Linked DNA regions of Mus musculus: regions 1 and 2 are each linked to region 3. Evidence: chromatin loops called from intact Hi-C (ENCODE). Cell type or tissue: heart. All regions are shown on one strand.

What was found. Hi-C counts contacts between places; a loop is a spot of excess contacts. Peaks named below come from ENCODE experiments on the same cell type or tissue, not always from the same donor. Only the 100,000 strongest peaks of a DNase experiment are listed, where the experiment ranks them.
Region 1: it touches region 3 in a loop (6-fold over the local background); 26 of 42 quality-filtered maps call a loop at or near these places.
Region 2: a loop joins it to region 3, with 6 times the contacts of the local background. A loop is called at or near these places in 10 of 42 quality-filtered maps.

What each region holds. Positions count from the first base shown.
Region 1 is chr5:35,712,130-35,720,129 of GRCm38, forward strand. Sh3tc1 (SH3 domain and tetratricopeptide repeats 1) reads right to left here. Exons shown (of 18, transcript NM_194344.2): 4 at 6,844-6,971; 5 at 6,142-6,247; 6 at 4,801-4,947; 7 at 3,980-4,190; 8 at 2,897-2,973; 9 at 1,934-2,129. Among named protein-coding and RNA genes, the nearest start is that of Gm31888, 4.1 kb to the right of the region's middle. In heart, CTCF peaks have their summits at 1,787 (motif pointing left) and 6,101; DNase peaks (open chromatin) are centred at 1,852, 6,074, 7,412 and 7,902.
Region 2 is chr5:35,751,068-35,759,067 of GRCm38, forward strand. It overlaps Ablim2 (actin-binding LIM protein 2), which reads left to right and starts at 6,813. Exons shown (of 22, transcript NM_001177696.1): 1 at 6,813-6,993. The coding sequence starts at 6,984. In heart, a CTCF peak has its summit at 6,734; DNase peaks (open chromatin) are centred at 4,484, 6,064, 6,714 and 7,244; H3K4me3 peaks cover 2,130 bases; H3K27ac peaks cover 705 bases; H3K27me3 peaks cover 2,629 bases.
Region 3 is chr5:35,592,579-35,600,578 of GRCm38, forward strand. Acox3 (acyl-Coenzyme A oxidase 3, pristanoyl) reads left to right here. Exons shown (of 19, transcript NM_030721.3): 8 at 1,732-1,820; 9 at 5,737-5,833; 10 at 7,114-7,296. Among named protein-coding and RNA genes, the nearest start is that of 4931431C16Rik, 7.8 kb to the left of the region's middle. In heart, CTCF peaks have their summits at 7,234 and 7,474; DNase peaks (open chromatin) are centred at 3,353, 3,723, 4,103, 7,803 and 1 weaker place; H3K27me3 peaks cover 1,400 bases.

The DNA.
Region 1 (8,000 bases), 120 kb after region 3:
TCTTGGTTTTTGATACCTGTCCTGTGGTTATACTTGAGATCCTGGCTTCAAGAGGCAGTTCTTCAATGGGGCAAAGGGCCTTAACTTGTATAACTTATCCTCAAAGGCTCGGAGGACAAGCACAAGGAAGAGAGAAAAAGAAGAGAAAGCAACCAAGGTGAGAAACCGTTCTCAGCCACCAGCAGGTAAGGGACAGGTTGTGGCTGTGTTCTTCTTGTTCTGTAAATCCGAGATCGCATCAAGACAGGAGAGGAACCTCTGGGCTGTTACCAAGCTGGAAGCTTCCAGGTTCAGGGCAGGAGAGACACCAGAAATACTGGAATGACAGAGAAGTAGGTACAGTCCCTTGCTGTGAAAGATGATGTCAACACCTCTAACACTCTAGGGAGACAGGGAAGAACGGACCAGATCCGTGCTCTTCCAACCCTGACTTCTGTTAAGTTTGGAACTGTTGAAGCCACAAGGACCCCCACATCTGTCAAAAGGCCCAGCAACAGAGTAAACATTCTCCTTAGAGCTGTGCTATCTCTGTAATGAGAGACCTTGAGACATAAGTCACGAGCCACTCAGCTGTTCTCAAGAAACAGCTGAGTTAATGAGGTCACCATGACGTGACACTGTGCAATACAGGAGAGCCCAGAATTCTGTCACTGGAGCTGAGTGGAGAGTCTGTGGAGGTGTCCCAAAAGGCGTGTAGACAGACTGTGCCCCCATCCTGTGTGCACACTGACATTTTGATAGAGTACCAGGAAATGCTGCTCTAAGTTTGATCAGCACACAGGTCCTGCCAGTGTCCTCCTGGTCTAAGTGACAGATGATAGGATGCTTTAAATCAGGGTACAGAAGGAAATGGACTCAGTGATGGCTGCTGCCTTAGAAACTGCATCTGAGAGTTGCATATGGCATCCAGTCCCCAGCAAACCCAGTTTGAGGAAGGCATGGCTATAGAGGGGACAGAAGCAGAGAGCATACACCTGTCTCTCCAGGCTCCTTGACTGAGGTCCTGTCAAAGGAAACCATGAGCTGACCAAGGGTGGCCTCAGCTAGACTCACTGTCCACTCCCCAAACACTCGCCACCCACCATTGCTCAAATCTGTACAGAGTTAGCCCAGAAAGGACTGGAGCACTCCCCTGGAAGTCCCCTCACCTGGAGCAGGTGCAGACAGGGTTCTCTGGGGGATAGGACAGGGACAGGGACTGGTGATTATAGGTGGGATTATAGGCTGGCAGGCCCCCCCCCCAAAGAACCTGATAACAGTGGAGTCACCCGCATCTGTTCAGAGCGGAGAAAGGGTGAGCTGCCTTGCATCTAGCCTTGGGGGGCTGATGGCAAGTGAAACCGGAGGCCATGGAGACCGGGTCCAGAGGCTTCGCAGGGCTTTATACTGAAGGGTAAACACGGAGAACCTTCAAAATGCCTGTCTCCCGGGAACTGGAAGGCAACTAGTTTTGGAAATTGGGTCCCTGTGGCTGTGACTAGCTAAGGTCAGGCAGATGGGAGCTGGTGGGATGCACAGTAGGACAGCAAGTGTCTCACAGGAGACAGACAAGGGTGAGGAGCCAGCAGGAACTTGCAGGATTCAGCAGAAGGCAGGGAGGAGCAGGCCAGGGGGAGTGAGTCTTGACAGGAAGGGGCACGCCACACACCACAGCAGCTCAGCTGCTCTACCTCAGCCCCAGGCTCCTGCCTTGGAGGCTATACCTAGCATGTGACCCTTTTCACCAAAGCTGTAGAGCTGACACTGCGGATAAGCACACTATACAGTCACACAGTGCCCTCTGGTGGCATCCTGGAAAGGCTGAGCCAGGCCCAGTGGAGAAGGAAGGAGCTGCCCAGGACAGCGCGCTGGTGGTTCCTGAGAGGCTAACAGAGGGTGGCAGGATCCCCGCAGGAGCAGTGTGGGGTTCAGGAAAGGGGCCTCTGCCACTCACTCAGATGCCGGGCCCTGCATGCTGACGAGGCCAGTCCTCACAAAGCCCACCTGGCCAGAGGCCATGTGCCGGCCCACACACCAGGGCAGGCCAGGCACCTGGGCACCGAGGATCTCGATGACATCACCAACGCTGAAGGACATCTCTTCGGGGCCTGAGCCCTGGAAGTCAGCTATCGCAGAGGCCAGGCCAAACCCTGCAGAAAGAAGGTTATGTGGTTAGAGCTGAGGCCCTGTAGGCACAGAGGGTAGCCTCAGACTCATGCTGGTGTCTCTGCATGGCCAGAGGTATGTGAAATGAAGCCTGACTCTGGAGGTTGCTGGTCCTCAGAAGGGCAGTTTGATCCTCATACCATATGGGCCACTGAGGCTGAGACACTGGTGAACTCTGTCCTGGGCCACCAACCTCCAGGCACAGATCTCTGCCTCATGCACCTTAGATCTTAGGCTCTCCCATCACCCACAGGGCCCTGTGTATACTTAGCGGACACAGGGACCATCCAAACACCAGTTGGCTCCAAAGGGACAAAGAAATCTGCTTCTCCTTGTGCCCCCAGGAGCTGACAGGCAGGCTGCAGGACCAGCTCCTCACAGGGAAGGCCCAGGACAGGGCCAGATAGCCTATCCATCCTCCATCCTACCTCATAGATTCTACCAGAGTCTAGCCAGCCAGCCAAGCTTAAGGTCTCCCAATGAGCCAGACTCAATGAGGTATCTTGAGATGCTACATTCCTGTGTCTGTGAGGTGAGAGAAGAGTCCCAGCCTATTTCCCCAGGTGCTGGGCAATTTAGTTGAGCCCCGAACCTCTCTGAGCTTTAAGTAATCCTGAGTATTGTAGAAGGGATGCTAGCTTCCTCTTTGGGCTTAGGGGACAATCAGGACAAGTGCAGAAACTTCCAGAATACTAGTCTCGGCTACCTTCTTCAGCTGCCTCTCCCCCAAGGAGGGAAGTCTGACACTCACTCATGAGCTGGGCATCAGGTGTCCCAGGTCCACTCATGGATTCATCGATGGGATCCCATGGGACCCTGAGAGTCCACCTAGAGTAGGGAAAAGAGATCTATGCTGTAGAGGCTTGGATGAGGGACAAGTATATCCTCCAGACTGCTTAGGAGTGACACACATGAATCGCACCTTGGGGACACACATGAATCGCACCCCTCCCACATACCTGCCCAGATGTGCAGCCCTGAGGCTGCTGTGTGTAGTACCACACCTGATACCATGGGCCCTGCAGATCCCTCCCCCCACCCCCAAAGTACTTGCCCTGCCACTCTCCTGGAGCAGGCAAGGCCAACAGATTGTAAAGGCCTGCAGCCTAGACAAAGGCCTGAATTTCAACACTGGGTCTCCTGGATTCTCATCTGCTATGTGGCCTGGTCAAACTGACCCTGCCTTGGAACCCAACCTCTCCAGAAATCTTGACTGATTACTGCAGGCCCTCTTCTATGGAGATCCTTACACTAAAGAGCATACTGTATCCCCTGATGGAACAGCCATTAGCCCCAGTGCATAGGGAATGTTCCGGGGAGAAGCTTCATCCTTTCTCCAAGGAGAGCCCTCCAGCCACAGCTGTCACTTCAAAGGCATGGCTACCTAAGAGGTGAACTTTCTCCTTTGGCTTTGGTGGCCAGGAAGCTCCTAGCAAGTTTGCACTCCCTGCACAGCCGTGGACAGGAGTCCCCATGTTCCCTCTCCTCTAACCTCTGGCTTGACTTCCTTCAGTCTCCCTTCATGCAGATTTCTGTGTCTGTGCCTTGAATGTGACCCTCCAGAGTGAGCATGGCAAGTAGCATGTGCTACGTTCAACTCTCCCCTCGTCCCCTAGGCAGTAGAGCCTCGGAGACGTCATTTCTCCTCCAAGCAGTCAGATGCCTGATTGAACTTCCAGCCACACTACATGAAGCAGCAGGAGGGCCCAGAGGGCTCTGTCCTCTGCCTGAGTCATGTGTCTCTCTGGACACCCAGCATCTACAGATGGAGTAGGGTCCATGAGGTCCCGCACCACCCAGGGCCTCAGAATAAGGACTCCAGTTTGGTACCTACTGGTGAAATGGAGTCAAGGGCTCTGGTTCGGCCTCTGCTGCTTCCACATTGGAGGACATGTTGGGTGTGGGTGATGAGGAGTCTGTTTCCAGGATTGCCACTCCCAGAGGGACTCCCGAAGCCCGTCTGAGGGTCTGGGGACCCTTCCCTGCACCTTTGGGTCCTATCGTCCTTCTTACTCGGTGGTCAGGACACAGAACAAAGATGGACCCTTTGAAAGGACAGATATGGTCATCAGAGTGACCCGCAGGACAGTCGTGGTTCTGTTAAACAGGAAAGCTGCCAGCCCCAGCCCCAAGACTCATGGTGAGGAGAACAGAGCCCCATGCAGGAGCCCACTCCACCCTCTTCTTCCCAGGATACCCTTGTCTGAAGGCCCGAAGGAAGTCCAGCCTCAGTTCAACTGAGGCTATGAGGCCGACTAGGATTCTCTCTGGGCCTTAGTCCCCACCTGCACTGTTCAGAGATAGACATGGGATTCCCATGTTCCTTAGTGCTTGGACGGTTATCAAGGAGCTCATCTGGGTGTCTACCCATGCCAGGGAGGTAAAGCAGCCCTGAGGGTCCTTCCTGGGGACTCAAGGCCCTTCCTCTATGGGGCCAACATCTCACATCTCAGGCAAGTGTGAGCATAGCAGACAAACTCTTTCTCACCTTCCTCCTCACATCTCACCTTTTTGGGGAGCCATAAACATTTTTTTAACCAATGACAGTGTATAGAGGGCATCTTATGCTACATCTCCCCCCACCCAAGACACTCCCGTTCCCCCACAGTGTCCCCAGCCCTGTGTGATTTAACCAAGGTCATGGTTGCTGCCTACCTTCCTGTGTGAGGAGGTTCTTGTGTGTCTGCTTCAAGGCATCCTTGTTTACATACATGAGGATGGCAGTCTCCTCCTCCTCACTGGGGGAAAGCAGCCAGAAGGTCTGGTCTACCAGCAGGTTCTCCAGGCAGTGGTGTGTGAAGCCTGCAAGGCCAGGATTGTCACCCACAGGCTCCAGGGGGGGTCAGGGGACCCCATGACCTCAAACACCGGACCTGGAGAGGTCCCTGACATGCTATTCTTCCCTGGGAATATCCCAGTACCTCCATACCCTACGGAGCCCTATCTCACTGTCCTGGCTGTTAGGGTTATAACTTCATAACTACTCTATCATCTGTCCTTGTTGTGCCTTGGGATTCAGAGATGTCAAGGGTGCAGAGCCCTGTAGGCACTCTGAGATGCCCATGGCCCAGTGTCACTACCAGTGCCCTCCATGATCATTTCCATCATTCCTGCACAGGCCTGTGAGATGCTGGGTGTCATGGCCTGCACAGGGGCCATCCCTTTATCAAGTACTGCTTAGCTAGGAGGCATAGCCACACTCCCTTTATAAAGTCAGGGCAAATGCAGAGAGAACCTTTCATTTTCAACAAATGTGGGTGGACATTGAGGACAGGAACTAAACGGGCATTGTCTTCAGGGTGGCACAGTCCCCAGTGGTGCCTAGAAGGTGGACAAAGAACAAGCTGACTCACGAGACTGAGCAATGCACCAACTTCTGGTGGCTCCTCCCTGTCTGCCTGGAGTGCTGAGAAATGTGACCCAATGGCTTCCACAGAGACACAGCCGCAGGTATGAACACATTGTTGTCATCTCCAAAGTCTTACAAATCATACTGGGAAACACTGCATAATCAATTTCTTAAAATCTCCTGGCTTTTGGTTCGGTTCGGTTTGATTTCTTTTTCCAGGGTTTCTCTGTGTAGCCCTGGCCATCCTGGAACTCTCTCTTTAGACCAGGCTGGCCTTGAACTCAGAGACTCATCTGCTTCTCCCTCCTGGTCGCACACCCTTTGATCCCAGCCAAAATCTCGCAGTTTAAGTAAATTTATGAGTCTGTGTTGGCCCACATTCCTGGACTGCCTATAGCTCACAGGCTGTAGTCCAAGGTCAAGACAGCAGGCATACCAGGGTGTGTCAGATGCAAAAGTCCAGCCTCCCTCTGAGAAATGCAGGGAGGGGCCACAAAGCTCAGTTCCATATCCTGCAGCAAAGCCCTGATCTCCCACAGTCTGGTTCACGGGAGGGTTTTGTTTCTGGTTTTCCTGGAGAGTCCAGGGTGATGTGATGCCAGGATCCTCCAAGAGGGGGTGCCATACCCTACTGTGGGATGTCTTACCAAGAGCATGATAGGTAGAAAACTTCCAGATTTCTTCAAAAGTCTTAAATGTCACCACGATCCGGTCCTGGTCACTGTGGATAGACAGCAGCCTGGCTGACAGTTCCTTAAAAGGAAGAGACAGTGAGTGAACGAGATTATGTATCCAGCCATTAGAGAACAGGTGTGTGCTCCTGGAGAGAATGTACAGGACTGCTCTGGTTGGTGTGACAAGGGCGAGGGAGTGCGCCTTCCCTTACGTTTTGAAAACTCATTATTGTTATCTGCCTGACAGGAAAAAAATAAATAAAACTAAGGCTCCATCTTGTTTAAAACTCACTGCCTGTATACTTGTAAGTGGTCAGGTGGGATCCAAACCCTGGAGCCAGCAGCCCAGAGGCACTGTTTGTAGAGCAAGTATAGGGCCCGGGGCTGTACTAGGGGCTTGGTGTCGGCTATCTGATATAGCGGCTCACTGAAGACGATAATCTAAGCGTTTCCAGTGAATAGCTAAGAAGGTAGCGTCACGCAGGCCAGGACACTCTAAACCTAGTCTATCATGGTTGGCTATTCACACAGCCCCTAAGCAGACCGACACTGGGCCCTACCCTTTCCCTCACTGTCCCCAGAGTGACACTTCCAGATCTACCTCCTTCCTCTTCTGTCCCTGCTGCAAAGGGAGGTGTCCCCATTTGTTCCCCAGGCCCCTAAAGGCTGACTCACTCCAAGCACACGGGCCACTTCCCGGCTATCGTTCTCCAGCAGGCGGAGCCGGCTGCGCAGGGCCTGCTGCAGGCTGGGGCTCCGCAGTCCACTCTTCCGCCTCACAGCCAACAGTTGCAGGGTCAGGTCTGAAGAAGCAGGAGGTAGGTGAGGCAGCTTGTCTAGCCCTGATGGGGGCACATGCTCCCCGCCAGCTTCCAACCTTCAACAGAGGCCTATGATCCTCCGTGATGCCTGGAAAGGCACGGACAGCTAGCTATTCCCTCAAACAGACTGTCTATGTCATCCAATAGGGGATGGGACCCTGGGCTACTGCTTACCTCTCCAGCTTCAGTTTCCATAGTTGTGCCTGCTCTGCCCAGGGAGAAAGGGATTCATGTTCCATTCCTCCCATGGAGCAGCAAGGGTCCCTCAGTAACTATCCTTCATCCTCCCATTCCCACAGTCAGCTTCACATGTGGGTACAGTTCAAGCCACCACCACAGGGATGCCAGGAACTCTGAAGCCTCAATATCAGCACTCTCTTATCTTTACAAGGGTCCCACCCTTACACCTTAACAATCTACCACCAGTCCCCACCCTCACCCCTGACCACCCTTAAGATGCATTGGCTGAGGAGGGGCAACTGAGCTGTAGCTAGCTTGCCAGGGCTTCCCTCAGACAGTGTTCTGACCTCCACACAGCCAGAACCTTGTGCACTAGGACCTGGCCTGGCTCCCAGCTCTGTAGGGTAGCATGGTCTGGTGGGTCTTTCTTCATGATGAATAGATGGATACTATCCCATTTGCTTGCCCCTTGCCTGCAGTGACCACCAGCCATTTGGGGGGGCTGCAGGGCTCTTGACAGCTGCTCAGTGTGACTGAGATGCCAACCTGTTCATATCTTCCAGTAAATCTGAATACAAGCTACCCATGTGATCAGCGTCTCCACCCCCCAAAACATAAAATCTGTTGGTCCTGTGTGGGCCTCTTTGCTGCTTCAATACATCATGGCCCTGCCCTGGGTCCTCTTCTAGATCCTGTCCCTGTTGGCTGGCTGCCATCTTGCCTGGCTCCTAATCTGGGATGGGTCTCCCTCCCCCACAGCCATCTTCTCTAATGACTCTTGTCCCAGATTCCAGGCTCCTGAGCAGGCAATTTGTCTGTCCCAGTGTTTGG
Region 2 (8,000 bases), 160 kb after region 3:
CTTTAGGGATTACCTCTAGTCTCCACCTTTATAGCCCGGTGTCTCCGCTCTGTCTCCATGACTTAGGTCAGGACCACAGTTGGCTTCCCACACAGGATGGCCTGTGTGTCCTGTTCCATGATTCCCTGTCAACAGGAAGTGAGCTATGACATGCTGACACAGCAGTGAGCTGACTCGTGTCTGACTTGTGCTCCCCCAGAGTTCACACACTGAAGGTCTGGCAGTCAGAACCTCAGTGTGTCATTAGTGTGTTAGTTCTCTTGTTGTTGTGATAAGAGTACACGAGAGATACAAGTACACGGAGAGATGGCTCCACCAGCAAAGCGCTTGCCTCACAAGATGAGGAGCTGAGTTCCAATCTCCAGAGTCCATGTAAAATGCTGGGTGTGGTGGTGTGTTCCTGGAATTCCAGCAATGGTCTCAGGACAGATGAAGACGGGAGAGTCCCTGGGAGATCATGGGACAGGAGTATGTGGCAAGGTTCCAGGGCAGCAGTGCTCAACCTGTGGGTTGCACTCCTTTGGGGGGGGGGGCCAAATGACCCTTTCACAGGGGTCACCTAAAACCATTGGAAAACATAGATATCTGCATTGCGATTCATAAAAGCAAAATTCGTTATGAAGTAACAACAAAATAACTTTATGGCTGAAGGTCATCACAATATGAGGAACTGTATCAAAGGGTCACAGCATTAGGGAGGTTGAGAAAGACTGACCTAGGGTGATAAGAGACACTGTTTGAAAAGGTGGAAGACACCTTACGACTGACATCTGAAGTCCTCCTCTGAGCTCCGAATATACTGTGCACGTGCTGGGCACCCATCTCACCCCCAACAGCAACGTAAGGGAGGAAGGTTGTCCTGGTTCACAGTTCAAGGGCAAAGGGTAGAGTCCATTATGGTAGAAAGCCATGGAGTAGGAGCTCCAGGCAACTGGCCACATGGTGTCTACTACCCGGAAGCTGGGGAAAATGACAGCTGGTGCTCAGCTCACTCTCTCCTTGTTAATCCAGATGGGCACTGCACATGGCACTGCCCTTGTTCAAGGTGGTACTCACCACCTCAATTAAAATCTCTGTGAACGGGGCTGGCGAGATGGCTCAGTGGTTAAGAGCACCGACTGCTTTTCTGAAAGTCCCGAGTTCAAATCCCAGCAACCACATGGTGGCCCACAACCATCCGTAATGAAATCTGATGCTCTCTTCTGGAGTATCTGAGGATAGCTACAGTGTACTTACATATAAATAAATAAATAAATCTTTAAAAAAATGTAAAAAAAAAAAACAAAAACAAAAAACCTCTATGAACACCCTCTCACACCCAGGGTCTTGTCTCTGAGCTGGTTGTAGATTCTTCCAAGTTTGCTTCATTATTAGTCATCACACCATGTGACTTTTGACAAGGTTGTCCAGGATATGCAGGTTAAGATGAGGTGACTAGGATGGACTTCAACCCACACAGCTAAATCCCCACGAGAAGGGGACACACACAGAGGCAGAGCAGAGCATGAAGAGGAAGGAATGCCCCTGATCTGCCAGGGAGAAGGGTCCGGGACAAATTATCGCCAGTCTCAGAAATGGCAACCCTCCTACCTTGAACATCCATGCATTAGGTTTGGGAGAAGACACACTTCTAAGGCACTCAAGCCCATTGTGGTGTTTGTTACCCAGCTCTCACCGGCCAGTTCACCCAGTGCTTGCTATGTGCTCCTAACACCTCCCCTGTTTCTGCTGCATGAGTCCAGTTCCTCCAGTGGCCAACAGGTTGAGGCCTCATGTGTGTGCCATTTCTCAAATGCAGCCTTATGCTCTGCCTCTTTCTGGCGTTCAGGCCAACTGTGTGTCATGATTACTTAGTGAAAGAAGATGCAACACTCTACTGTATCTATACATCAAGCAGGAATTAGGAACAGTCTGGACTGATGGACGTCATCCCACATCCTTGCATCTCCCTTTTTCTGTCCTGTGGGAAGAATTCATGTGAGCCAAGGTTGGCCTCGGCTGTCTGCCCAGCGTGGAGACTACAGTTCTTTTCCCCCTCTGCTCAAGACAGGGTTTCTCTGTGTAGACAGACCAAGCTGACCTTGAACTCACAGAGATCCACCCGTCTCTGCTTCCCGAGTACTGGGATTAAAGGTGTGTGTTGCTACTACCCGGCTGTGGCGACTATTTTTTTGAGAGCGAGCAACGCAGAGAAGTGAGTTGGCTGCTGTGCTCGCTCCTGGTTTCACATGGCAAGGCTTTAAATTATTGAGTGGCTGGAAAGGCCCGTAATGACATCCTATTTCATTTGGTTCTCTCCTGGGCTGTGAAGCAGATCAATACCTCAGCTAGATGTGGGGAGCACAGCCTAGACTGGACCTCCTTCTGCCACTGCTGCCTTAAAGGCAGGAACTCAGCTACATTTCCAGACCCGTACCTTTCTAGGCCAGGCCCCCGGCGAGCCACTCTGCCTTGCGGCACCTTCTCCAGAGTCACTTGGAGCGAAACCTCCACAGACCCGGGCAGAGGCCAGGAGGCTGGGAGGGGTGCCACAGGTCTGACCTCTTTCCTTTATGGAATGGAGGTGCCAATGGAGTGGTGATGTGAGGGAAATGTCACCCCACAGTTCAGTGGCCTCTTTTTTCCAGAGGCCCCAGAGGTCTCTGGAGACCAGGACATATGCCATGATCCCTAATATGAGGAAGACTTAGGATCACCTGGCAGTCTTGATGCTGGTGGCAGAGCCAGGCAGGAGGTGGAGGTTGAGACCCTGAAGTGACGTGGCAGTGGTTGGCAAGGCCCTGGGTGTGGTGGGCACTGACTTAGCAGGGCTCAGGAGAGGCTGCCACAGGGAAGAAGCTCAGCAAGGGCCCACAGACCGAGCCTGTGCTTTCCAGAGTAAGCATTCCTGACGGCCAGGGGCAGAGCTTGACAAGGCATGGTCTGGCAGGACAGGCCCCCTGCTCTGACCATTTACTCCATAAGTGGCTCTTAGATTCTTATGTCCTTTATAGGTAATGACAGATTTGGGAGGACAAGTACTGATGACACATGGCTCACTCTCTCCCAAAACTGTCTGGGTACATTCTAGTGGCTGCACTTAGCAATAGCAAATGCCTCGGTTTCTCTGTCTATAAAATGGAGATGATAAGACCCTTGAGATAATGCATAGAAACCATAGGGTTTGGCACAGAAGTATCTTAGCCCTGCTGTGACTGCCTTGCCCGGCTTGGCCCTTCGGGTAGTTTCAAACCTATTATCCCTTACTCCACCCTGAGCCAAGCTCCATCCATGTGAGGTCCATCCAACTCTGGCTGCCATTGAGGTCCCTCTGCCTTATGAATAGCCTCAGCTCCCCCGTCTCACTCTTCTCAAACCTGCCACACCCCACTTGCTCTCCCCAGGAGGCTGATGCTAGGGGCTCCACCTGATAGCCTTCTATACTTCTGGGGATTTTGTATCTTCAAAAGGAAGTAAATACTTTCAAGGTAAATGCTCTTCATTTTGAAGCAATGCAAAGGGCTTCATGCATGGCAGGGGCCTGGGCTTGTCCCCTGGGCACTGATGGAAACACCTGTGTCCTAGGAAGCCTCACGGATCTCAGCCATGAGGGAACTTCCTCTGAGACATGGCAGGATGGGCTGAGCTTGTCAGCTGCACTGTCAGATTCAGATGTAATCATCAGCCGCCTCCTTTGTCTCCCTCATCTTGTAGCTCCATGTTTCCAGGAACACACTCAAGTTTATAACCTGAGTTTATGCCTGAGAGAAAGCAGTGATTGGCTTGTGATTCTCAGAACCAACTAGGCCACAGGCCAGGAGCTATGTATTTGCTCTGTGCCTCATGCCATGGTAACCTACATTCCATAGTCAACAGTTAGGATACTCTCCTAAAGGTAAGAGTGACATAGCACCCTTCGATGTCCCTAAGGCCAGGTGGGGGTTCTGACAATCCTGTCCTGTGTCCTATGCACCCTGTCCCCTTCTTGTTGGCTTTGGGCATCATTTTGTCTAGCAACTCCAACATCTTGGCCTGATAATACAACAGGTTTCTCCAGATCGCAGTCTCTAAGCTAAGAGAATACTGGGTCAGAGCACAGGGGACATGTGGATGTTCTTGTCTTTAAATGTTCCCTAATCACAAAGAACACAGATCCCATGAAAGGCAGTCCTGTATGGATAGATCCTCCCTGGAAGGGCACAGACCAGTGATGCATCCTGAAGCTGCCAGCAGTCTGAGGGTGTTGGGCCACACCCATCCCTTCCCTTGTGCCCTGGTGCCTAAGAAAGCTCCACCCCCTCCAGGATTTTCCAGAAACAGAGATGAGTCAAGTTGAATGCCCTATCTTACGCCATATTCTGTTGCTGTGAGCCAGGTAGGTTATTAAAAATAGAAGCCCTGTGGCTCGTGATTCTGGAGGCTAGACATTCAAGACTGTGCCTTCCACATTTCATCAGCTTCTGCCTCCGAGTCTCAGAGGTCAGTGAGAGTACCCTGGTCTGGCTCTTAAGGATGAGCCTTGGTGCTCTCTTTGAAGCCTCTGGCTCCCTCTACAGGCAGGCTGCTCAAACAGCAGCAGTGAAACTGCAACACTTAATGGTTGGACTTGGTTTTCCTAAGTCATTGTTGACCGCAGTCATGAATGGATCGGAGTGAGACTGGGCTATGCTTTGAAGGGGGTGATGGCTCACATCTACCCCTTCATCAACAGCCACTGTCATCTTGACTATTGTTTATTCAGCATTGGCTCTAGGCTAGCAGCTTTGAACAGTGTTCCTGGCACTACTAATTTAACCCACCGAATTTCATTGTGACTGGGAAGGTGTGGAAACCGAGGCATCGTGAGAAAGCAAGTGGCTGAGGTCACCTACAGGTCACAGCCCTGCAGACTCAGAACAAAGGTCTGGCTTAATATATTCAAATAGACTGATTTACCACAAGACAGATCTAGCCCCGCAGAGTTCTGTGCATTGAAAAGCTGCAGCTGGATCAGCGCTGCCTTGGTTATCAACCTCCTGGGTGACCGGGATTAGGACCTACGGGTCTTCATACTGCCCTTGTAAGAGAATGTTCTGGGTCATTCAGCCCCTGTGTGTTGGAAAGTGTCTTCTCAGAGGGACATGTCAATTCCTCTAGAAGTCACAGGCCACTGCATGCTGAGCTCCAAGACCAGTCTACAAGCACAGGCTGCCTGACTTGCAAGGCCTCTGCCAAGAAGTGTGACAGTGGCCACCACCAGAGTGGAAGGCATCACAGCCAACACCACCAGTGTCTTTACCAGCCTGTGTCACCTTCGTGTGTGAGGGGAGGGGTGGGGGTGGCATGCTGCTACTTTGGCCCCAGATGAGAGACAGGAAACATGAATAGCTTCTCAAAGGACTCAACCTGCTGGACAATATCTGTCCTGCCTTTCCCACCCTGTTTCTTCAGTAAGTATATCTCCAGTGCCCGTCGCAAGCCTGTGGGAGGCACTGGAACAGCACTATGAAATAATATCAGAATACTCAAGGATCTCAGAGGTTGCTAGGACACATAAGCATGAGCTTGCAGGCTCCTAAGAACTATCCTAAAGGATAGGGACTGTCCTTAGGTCTAACCAATGGAGGCAGGTGGAGTCAAAACACATTTTTGGAGCATGTAGAAACTAGTTTCCATTAGCAAGGTTTCTGGGCAAGAGATCCCAGAGGCAGCCCGTTCTTTTGTGGGCATCTGAGACTGGAAGTACAGCTGCCAGCAGAGTCTCTTGGTTTATAGGATGTAAAGAAATGTGCTGTTTCCTCGGGGCTTCTCCTCTTTACCAGAGCCTTTGGCCTCCTGGTCCCCTTTGAAATAGATGGACAATACTGATCACTGGGGAGGAATTTCTGCTTCTGCCTCAGTAGTACATGGAACAGCCCTGACCTGGGCCAAACGTCCCTGGCCTGTGCCTGTTCATGCAGTGGCAGATCCTGTATGTTCTCATTCTGGGCCCTGCGCATCCGTGCTCCCTCATCTCTCTAGGCTGTCTTCTTGTAGTCTCTTGTGCCCACCTGTTGTCACCACCGATACGAGGCAGGATCCACCTGCGCCTCCCTATGCTTTTCTTTCAGTCTGTTTTTCCACGCCCTGCGCTGGACGCCTGACGTCACAAGGGAATCGATTAGCGTATGGGCAGGATGGTGAGAGGGCAGGATGTGCCAGAGCCTCCTCAGTGTGCACCGCCTAGCGTCAGCCGAGCCGGGAGAGCGTCTGGGGCATAAGGCGAGGCTGCCTATCTTTGGAGTCCAGACACCTGCGTCTGGATCCCAACCCATTCAGACTTCGCCGTGTGTGTGTGTGTGTGTGTGTGTGTGTGTGTGTGTGTGTGTGTGTGTGTGTGATTAAATCCAGACTTCGCCGTGTGTGTGTGTGTGTGTGTGTGTGTGTGATTAAATCCTGTTCCTGCTTCGCTATCCCGCTTCTCCCCCTCCGCTTCAGTTTCCCCTTTTCTGTGCATTGGTAAGGAAGGGAAGGTCTATTGCTGAGACCTTCCATCACTCTTGTAGAGTTGCTCCAAGATCGCTTTTCCTTGGGCCTCCTTCTTTGAGAGTCCAGTGCTGAGATGAGCTACAGTCCTACACGCCTCCCTTAGACCCTGTTGACAGCTCTGCAGAGCTCTCGGAGCAGGTGCAGGAGGGTACCTGCGCTACCACCAGTCTGCGCCTGAGCGGAACACACAGCCTGCCGGGATTTGTAGTCCGCACGTCCAACTGCGGTGGCGCGCAGGCGGGCAGCCGGGGCACAGCGCCTACACTTCCCAGGATGCGACCCTCCCGCGGCTCGACAAGGGGCGTGGCCTAGCTGAGGGGCGGGGCAAAGGGGCGGGGCGGGAGCCCCGAGCTGCGGTGGCGCTGCGGGCAGCGGGTACTGTGTGCGCCGAGCCGCTGGCCTCAAGCGTGCTGAGGATCCTGCCAGCGCCGCACCTGCCCGCCCGGTCCTCGGGCTGTCGCAGCGCGGGGACCACCCTACTGGGAGCTGCCGCTGACATGAGCGCAGGTGAGAGCTGCGACCCGGAATCCGCGGGTTCGTAGCGGCAACCTCAGTAGGGTCTCGAGGACTGGATACACCTGCAGTGCGTAGCCAATTCCTCTAGCCAATTCCTGAGCCCAGCGGCTCCACCCAACTTTTTCTCCAGGGTGTGCAGCCCCGAAAGGCCGGCCTGCAGCCTCTGTCTCTAAGCCGGGGGCGCGGAGCGGCATATGCCGGAATTTCTTCCCACCGTGCCAGCTAGGGTGGCTGCGCAGGGCTGTCTGGCGGGCGTCACTCCTTGCTTCTCGTGGGGGTCCCAGGTTGCTTCAGTAAAGGGATCCAGGTCCCGGAAAGGGGCTCTGGGTCGCCGCAGTCCTAACCGTAGAGAGAGGTGTGATGACAGGCGGAGCTTTGCAGCAGGGGACTCCGCCCTTGCGCGGTTCCCGCAGAGCCTGGGTGGTGGCGTCTGGCAGACCCTGAACTCCCCAGGTTCGCCGTTGCAGATCTGAGTGCTAGAGCCTGTATGTGTGTCAGTCCCGGAGCTGTCTGTGCGCTGTTGTCATTATAGCCCTTCAGTTCTGAGCGTCTCAGCCCTACCTCTCTCGCCGCACCCACCCACAGGGATCTGACCGCCTCTGTGTGATGCTGGAAAATCCCACGTCCCTGCAACCCAGCAGCGCCTGTGCTCAGAAGGAAACTGAGATCTAGAGCTGGGAGGCCTTGGCTCAGGAAGCATCTGTACATCATCTCAGAATGCACCCATCTGACAGCCTCAAGAGTTCCGCTTGCAGGGAGGGCTGATCCTTTCATTCCTCAAGAGAGAGGGGTTGGCCTCCATTTTCAGGAGCCATGGGATGACCAGACTTCAATGACTTGAGCTCTGACAAGTGATAGGGATTTGAACTCAAGGTTCCCTGACTCCAGCATACTCCCCCTAACCCCCAAGCCAAAGTTACTACTAGCAGCAGTGTGGCCCTTGGCTACATTGCATAAACCAATGGGTACAGCAGCTTCCTCTAGGAGAAAGTGGACAG
Region 3 (8,000 bases):
GCCTGATGTCAGTGCTGGGAACCAAACCTGTGTTCTCCGCAGGAACTACTACTCCATCCCTCCGGCCACCACTGCTTGTGGGTTTTTGTCGGATCTTCTGAAAAACGCCGCCAACTGCTTTTACCCTGCTGGTTGTCCCTCCTATTTTAGCTCTCTGTTGCTGTGACAGAATCCCTAACACAACAGCCTCAAAGACAGAAAGGTCTGTTCTAGTTTAGCTTCTGACGGCTCAGTCCATAGTGTCCTGACTAGTGCTACTAGGGGCCTGAGGCAGCCCAGGTACCCTGGTGTGGCAGTCCAGATGTGGCAGCCCAGGTGTGGCTGAGTAAGCTGTGACTGGGGACAAAGTAAGAAGTAACAGAATGGACCAGTGTCTCAGTAGCCCCTTAAAGGACACGCTCTCAATGGCCTGATTTCCTCACACCCGTGCCCCACCTCCCCACGGCACTATTGGCTGAAGCCCAGACCTTTGACCTTGAGGACCAGGATCTAAACCTTGACACTTCCTGGTCGTCATCAGTCTCTCTCCAACTGTCTGGGTTTTATGGCATTTATTTTAAAAGGTTTAAGAGAAGTTTGTGTTTAAATTTTTACCTAGCTTTACTGCAGGATTTTTTAAAAAATTAAAAGATGCTTTATGGCTGAGTTTTAACCTCAATATTACATACATGTTTTTACTAAAAATTATATATTATATATATTTTTTCAATAAAAATCAGATACACAAAACAAAAGCTAGTAGCTCTTACAAAGAGCTAAGTTCCAAATGCTTAGATTCAACCCCCCACCCCCCGTCCCTGTTTTCTTCCCTTGCTTCTGGAGTTTGGACCCAAGGTCGCCCACATGCTAAGCACATACTGTACCCTGGGCTCTTCTCTCAGCCTCCAGATCTCCTCGCCTCAGTGCGTCTGGCCTCCAGACCTGTGTTGTCTGGGTGGGTCAGTGGCAGCTGTGGTCCTCGCTGTTGTCTATCACTTAGAATAACAGTATCTCTAGACACTGTCCTCAGCCCACTGATGGGGAGGGAGGCAGTGGGGCCTCTGCCTTCAGGTTGGCGATCCTGCTTTAATGTGGCATGAAACCTGCTTTTTCACAGTGCCCCTAGGTCAGGAGTCTACAACCAGTCGTGCCTGTGTTCCTGTAGGGAATGCTTAGTGGACACCCATTAGGGGAGATGAGATCGGCATAGCTTGCCCTGACTGTCTTTCCCACAGCACATATGTGCTCAGCTAATAGTGTCATAATACTGGGAGCCCACTGCAGGTCCTCTCTCTTAAGGTGTGAACAGTGTCACACCATAGCCAGAACTAAAACAGGGAAGCCACACGCTGCTAAACCTGCAGTCATGAATCAGGGTGCTCTCTGATAGCCCAGGAAACTCCATCTTACCTGCCCCAGCTCCTGGCTTCCCTCACTGGTAGCCATGCCATGCCAGCTTCTGCCCACCCCCGCCACCCCTCCTTTCTATTAAACTTCTCTTTTGTTAGGACTCTTACCATGGATTTATGGCACATCTAGGAATCAAGATGATCTTGTGTTGAGCTCTCTGCCCCATGACAGCTGCAGAGGTCTGTTTTCCACAGAAGGCCCCATCTCTAGACCTGGGCACATCACTTCAGGGGACCCAGTATGACTCAGAGCTATTCAGAGTCACCCCTGTCAGCTTGTCTGGACATGCTTTCTTGTGTGCTGACAGACTTACCTAGCCATTATTCCTGTGGCTCTGTGCAGATCCGTGACACGAAGACCCTGCTTCCCATGACGGGGGTGATGGTCGGTGACATTGGGAAGAAGCTGGGGCAGAATGGCCTGGATAATGGGTGAGTGTCATCGGCCTCACGAGACCAATGCTACCTCTTTGGGGCTCTGGGATTGTTCCTAAGCCACAGGCTGGAGTGGGCTGCTGGTGTCACACCCTCTCTGGAGTGCAGGCTCCTCAGGGCCTGGCATGGATGTGGCAGGTACCAGTGGGGTGCTTGTTTGAGCAGCAGCCATTGTGTGCTTAAGCCGCTGTTCCCAGAGGTTCGCCTTGCCCTCACACTCCACGGGTCTCTCAGGGTGTGACTCTCCCAGCTCTCAGGTCAGACTAGAGGTGCCCTCTGCTTCCTGGGGAGACCACAGGCTTGGAGGTGCCCGACAGTGTAGGGCTTTCCTTCCTCTGTGAGGACTCTTAGTGATCAGCCTTAGTGGTCTGCCATGGAACCAGCCATGATATCTGCTTAGAGTCCCCAAGTCAGTAATTGGCAAAGTTGCTGGACATGTGATAGTGAGCGAGGTGTTTTTGACTCATCCTAGAGCCGCTTGGGAACAGTGTTGACCTGCAGCACTGCGCACTGTGTACTCAGATGGGAGTGAAGACCTTGGGCTGGACCTTAACTGGGCTGAGGGCCCATGGTCAGCGGGCCACCTGCATGGCCTGAGGTTTATAGTGTACCAGGTGAAGGCCACCCAGCAGGGGAGGTCTCACTCTCATCTCTATTATTTCTTAGTCCAGCTTTCATGCTTACCCCTCAAGGGACCTGCTGAACAGCCTAGGTGGCCTTCCTGCCTTCCTCTGGGTCAGTGTGTGCAGGCTCCACCCAGCTCTAAGCTACCTGGCCTGGTGCACTTAGGCTCCTCTCTTCCAACGAGATAACTCACGACTATGGAAGTGGCCAAAATAGGGTGTTCCCAAGCATTGTGTGCTATGCTGAGTTAAGTATGTTTGCCCATCTCAGTTCTGTGTGTATTTGGGCTCTTAGAGTCACCTCAAGCAACTGCTGTTCCTCCAGAGAGAGAATCCTGACCCGGGCCAGGAGCTTCCCAGGCTCTGATGGACTCTTCTGTCTAGCATCACCAGAAGGCTGGGCAGGGCCAGGGGAAGTCTCAAGCCTCCTTAGTCTTCAGTCAGTAATAGCGTGGAGGGGGCTAGAAGCACCAATACCTAGCAGTCCGACCTTAAGGAGAAGGATCAGGGCTCAGAAATCACAGAGCTGCCATCTTCTCTGTTGAAGGGCTCTGTGTGCAGCCTGGCAGGTACCCTCAGCTTGTGCTGGTTGCTCATTAAAGCCATTAGAGTAAGTTTGGGACATCACAGAGAGCTTGTATTTGGCCCCATCACAGCAGCACCTGTCTTTAAAGAATGGATTGTCTCCTGGGATACATCGCCCAGGCACCAAGTCCCACTTACAGGAGCCCCAACTTGTAGGTGTAGCAAAGGCCTAGCTGAGAGTCACCATGGGCACACTGTGGGGCAGCCTGAATCGCTGTTCCAGAAAGCAGAGGCCAGGCTGATCTTGAGTTCTCAGACCTAAGGCTTTAAGCAGACTAAACGACTAAGCTTCTTGCCTGCACTGACCACAGGCAGCCAGCAGAGGGCGCCAGAGCTCCAGAGCTGAGTGGCTGCTCTGCCTCAGCTCCAGGAGCAGCATTGTAAGTTAGTGAACTTTTAGACTGGGGACAGGTTCTGAGTTAATTTTTGTTGTTTTGAAACCTGTCAGGACTGTTTAGGAATCCAGAGCAGAGTCAGCTGCATGGATCACTTTCAACCAAACGTTCTAATGATAAGGATCTTTCCCCGGGGACACTGAGCCCAACCTCAATGTGCCCACAGTACTTTTCATGATGAGGCCGGGCTTTGGGCCTGGGGAGTCCTCCTTGACAAGGCTGAGAGGGAGCCCCAGAATGAGCATCGGCACCAGGTGGGAATCGGCTGGTGGCTGCTGGAGGGGCCTCCAGGGAAGGAAGTTGCAGCAGGAGACTGGGGTGGGAGTTATTGCAACACACACTCTCCCTCTACATCCTTCCAACACGTCTGTCACATTCAATCCATATGCCTCAAGTTGTATACATAACCCGTGTCATCCACACTGCTTCCATACCACGTGCCTCGTCATACAGCTATCCCATGTCACTGTCCTGTAATTCATTTATAGACACACACATACCCTGAAGCCTCCGAAGGCTCCCCCGTTTATATACCCCCATATACATATACCTACTTGAACCTCTGAATGCCCCATGTCACACACACATCCCAAGCCACACGTGTGTGCAGATGCCTTGTGCTACACACTCCCTGTGTCTGTCACACTTTGCTGTACACACATCCCCTGATCCCCGGAGACCAAAATCATAGTGTGCCAAATAGCTCACCAGCTGGACCCAACTGACTGTTCTGTGGATATAAAAGTGACCCAAAGATGATCTGAGAGACTTACGCTAGAGCAGAGACTTGAGAAGCACAAGTGTGCTCAGACTCATTCTACCTCGGTGGCAAAGAAGGGTGAAGATTTTCCACTCCTTAAAAAGAGTGCTTTCCATTGACAACATTGTACTTGAAAAGCATTCCTTGGCTTTCAAGTAAACAGTTAGAGCACCTCGGTTTTGGCACCCAGGCTGGGTTTCCTTAAAAATGGGGCATTGTGTGCAGCCTGCAGGCTGGGTGTGGGCCACGTGGCCCCCAGACACAGTGTGCCGTTAGCTGGGTGTGCTGTGTTAAGATTCTGCCACCCCAAGGCTCTTGTGAGCCCTGTTATGTCGGTACTGGGAAGGGCTGCGGTGTCTTCTCCAGGAAATGGTCTTTGGGGGATGACTCTGTCACCTTGGAGGACCATTCTTCACCATCACCTCTGTTCCTGGTCACTAAGGGCTTGGTAGGGACCAGGTGCTGTGGACTTGTAAGAAAAATACGACAGCTCTAACAATCCGTGGGCAGGAGAGTGATTCACTGGGAAACAGGGACAATTGAGTGCTTACTCTGAATAGGGCTACCCTGGAGAGGGGTCTGCCTCTGCATCTTTGCAGGATGGACAGAAAATCCCATCACACCCACCTGGTGGTCCCGAGTAGGATGTGTCCCTTTTGAAATACTTCCGCTTTCCCCTGCTGTTTAATGAGCAACTCAAGTGGAGCCAGGCTGCTGTCAGCCGGAGCCTGCAGGAGGTCAGACTCAGGTGAGGAGCGAGGAGCCGCAGGATGTGGCAGCACAAGGTGGCTGCTGTCAACTGACTAGGCTGTCTGAGTTTGCATAGTGTTTTAGCCACTAGCCACACTGCCTATCGGAACCATTGAGACTTTTCAATGGTTTACTTTGCAGTTGACCTCGTTCAAGCTTCTTCCTTAATCCATTACAAAACCTCTTGGATTGTCAGTGCCCAGGGTCCATGCAACACCCGTTAGACCCTTTCCTAGCTGCTCGGGGAGAGACTGGACTACAGGCTCTTTGATTCCACTTAGCATTTTATTTGTTTGTTTGTTGTTTTTGTTTTTTTCAAGACAGGGTTTTACTGTGTAGCCCTGGCTGTTCTGGATGGAACTCACACTAGACCAGGCTGGCCTCAAACTTGTAAAGATCTACTGCCTCTGCCTCCCGAGTGTTGGGACTAAAGGTGTACTCTACCACAGCCAGCTTGACTTAGCGTTTGAAACCGCCGTCAGCTGACTGTAGCGCTCTGCACTGGGGCTCAGAGGTGCCTAGCTTTAGAACCAGCTCCTGTCCTCCTGTCAGCAGTGTGTGACCCTTGCTGTGCACAGGCAGGCGGTGGGCATGTGGAGCTTCTCTTTGCCAGCGACATGAGGGCACATCTGTCCCAGGAGATAAAGGGGGGGCAGTGATGGCCGTCAATGGCCCCATCACACTCACACCCTTGTTTTGGGGGGTGACGTTACCTTAAGCTGCTCTTGGGGAGAGGGAGAAAGCCCAGAGAGGCTCCTGGAGGGCTTGCATGATAGAAGCCCACCTTCTCTCCTGCACAGATTCGCCATGTTCAACAAAGTTCGAATTCCTCGCCAGAACCTGCTGGACAGGACTGGGAATATCACCTCTGAGGGCACTTACAACAGCCCCTTTAAGGTACCAGTGGGCTGTGGGCATTCGCAGGCAGAACTTCCCACGTGTCTGTTCCTGTGGTGTTGAAAACCACCCCAGGAGCAGCTGGCCCTGTGGCTACCACACAGCTCTCTTGGTTGGGTTTGGTGTCCTCAGCAGAGAAGGGACTTAGCCACAGTGCTGGTGGGCAAGCGTGGCCTGGGTCTGGCAGCATTTTCTGGCTATGCCTGGATATCCATGACTGCTTGGGCCAGGGGCTGCTCTCCCACAGCATACAGAGGAAAACTGTCTTCGATAGTATTGCTGTGATAGGACACCACGATCGAGGCGACTTACAAAAGGGAGTGTTTAAGTTGGAACGCGTGGTTTCAAAAGGTTAGAGTCTGAGGTGGCAGAGGGAAGGCGTGGCAGCAGGAGCAGCTTGGGGCTCACATCTTGACTCATAAGACAGAGAGGCACACTGGGCACAGTGAGAGTTTTTTGAAATCCCAAAGCCTGCCCCGCTTTGACACTTCTAGCAAGGCCATCCTTCCCAAACAGTTCCACTGACAGTATTCAAACACAGGAGCCAATGGGGGCCACTTTTTTTTTTTTTTTTTGGTTTTCAAGACAGGGTTTCTCTGTGTAGCCCTGGCTGTCCTGGAACTCACTTTGTAGACCAGGCTGGCCTCGAACTCAGAAATCCGCCTGCCTCTGCCTCTTGAGTGCTGGGATTAAAAGCGTGCGCCACTGCGCCCGGCTGGGGGCCACTTTCATTCATAGTCCCACAGAAGGGTCACGTGGGCTAACCAGTTGTGATTATAACTGAGAGTGTTAAGATTGTAGGTGGAGATGAACGATGGGGTAGCCCACAGTTCTGGAGTGGTGAGCACACAGACAGACAGCAGGGACCAGGAAGCAAGGACACCAGGCTGTCCCAGAGCCCCACAGAGCGGCCTGAGCCCAGCTTCTGTCAAACCTAGTGAAAGGCAGAATAGATGTGGAGTTGACACCGAAGGCTGGAACACAGCTCCCGGGAGCTCGGCAGCTGGGGTCCAAGGAGCCGATGCCCCAGATGAGTGCCTAGGGGACACAGAGTCCCATGCTGGAACACACTTGCCTCTGGTGCCCAACTAGGAAAAGGCAGGGCACAGCACCCTCAGGTGGCCCAAGAAGAAGAGCTTACCTTCTCAAAGCTCCTCCCTCCTTGGGCAGCTGGAAGCCCTCTCTTCCCAGTTCATCTGGGTGTATGCCTTCTTCTTTGGGACATTCTCTGAGTCTGCACAACATCTGACTGATGGGTGACACCCGTCTTTCTTCCCCAGGATGTCCGGCAGCGTTTGGGCGCATCATTGGGCAGCCTGTCCTCAGGACGCATCTCCATCATCAGCATGTCTGTGGTCAACCTGAAGCTGGCCGTGTCCATAGCCATCCGGTTCTCGGCCACACGGTGTCAGTTTGGACCCACGGATAAGGAAGAGATTCCTGTCCTTGAATATCCACTGCAGGTACTGGCCGTCTGCATCATCTTCTGCTTTGTGCTCCTTCTTGGCCCCCGGGAGTTGGTGAGAGATCTCAGGGACTGCCCTAAGAACAGGACAGTGGGCAAGAGAGCACCTTCCAGGCTCCAGGACCTTGGGGTGGCTTTAATTAAAGAGGTGTACTATACTCAAAAGGAGGTACATGGGAGGAGGAGAGCCAGGACGCTGGTGGCAGGAATGAGCCTGCTGAATGTGCAGATGAGGTCACCCTGCTTTGGCAGGGGAGACTGTTCTGGATCAGGCTACAGTCTTTGACTCGTCTGTCCCATCCCTAAGAAATGACCCCGAGGAAACCATTTCTGGAAGCAGCAAGTGAGCGCAGCCCTTTAAACACTATGGCATTTAAAGCAGCAGAAGGGACACCCAGCCTTGCACGCATCCTCAAAGGCAGCAAAGGGACATAGCATAGAGGCCATGGGTGGAAAGGGGCGTGCCAGCCACCTCCTGTGCTCCTCAGCCGGAGGAGCTCACTGCATGTCCTGCTCCGGTGCCCTTTGCAGCGAGAGGCAGTCACGGCCCCCCTTTATGGACACAAGGGAAGGTCACGTTGGTGACCTGGTTGCTATATCTGGCCTAGGCCTTGTGCCGAGTGCTGCATAAGTACTGCTTTCTGAGTGACAGTCAGAGGGAATGAGGCAGAATCACCCTTTCCTTCACTTCTGCCTCACGCT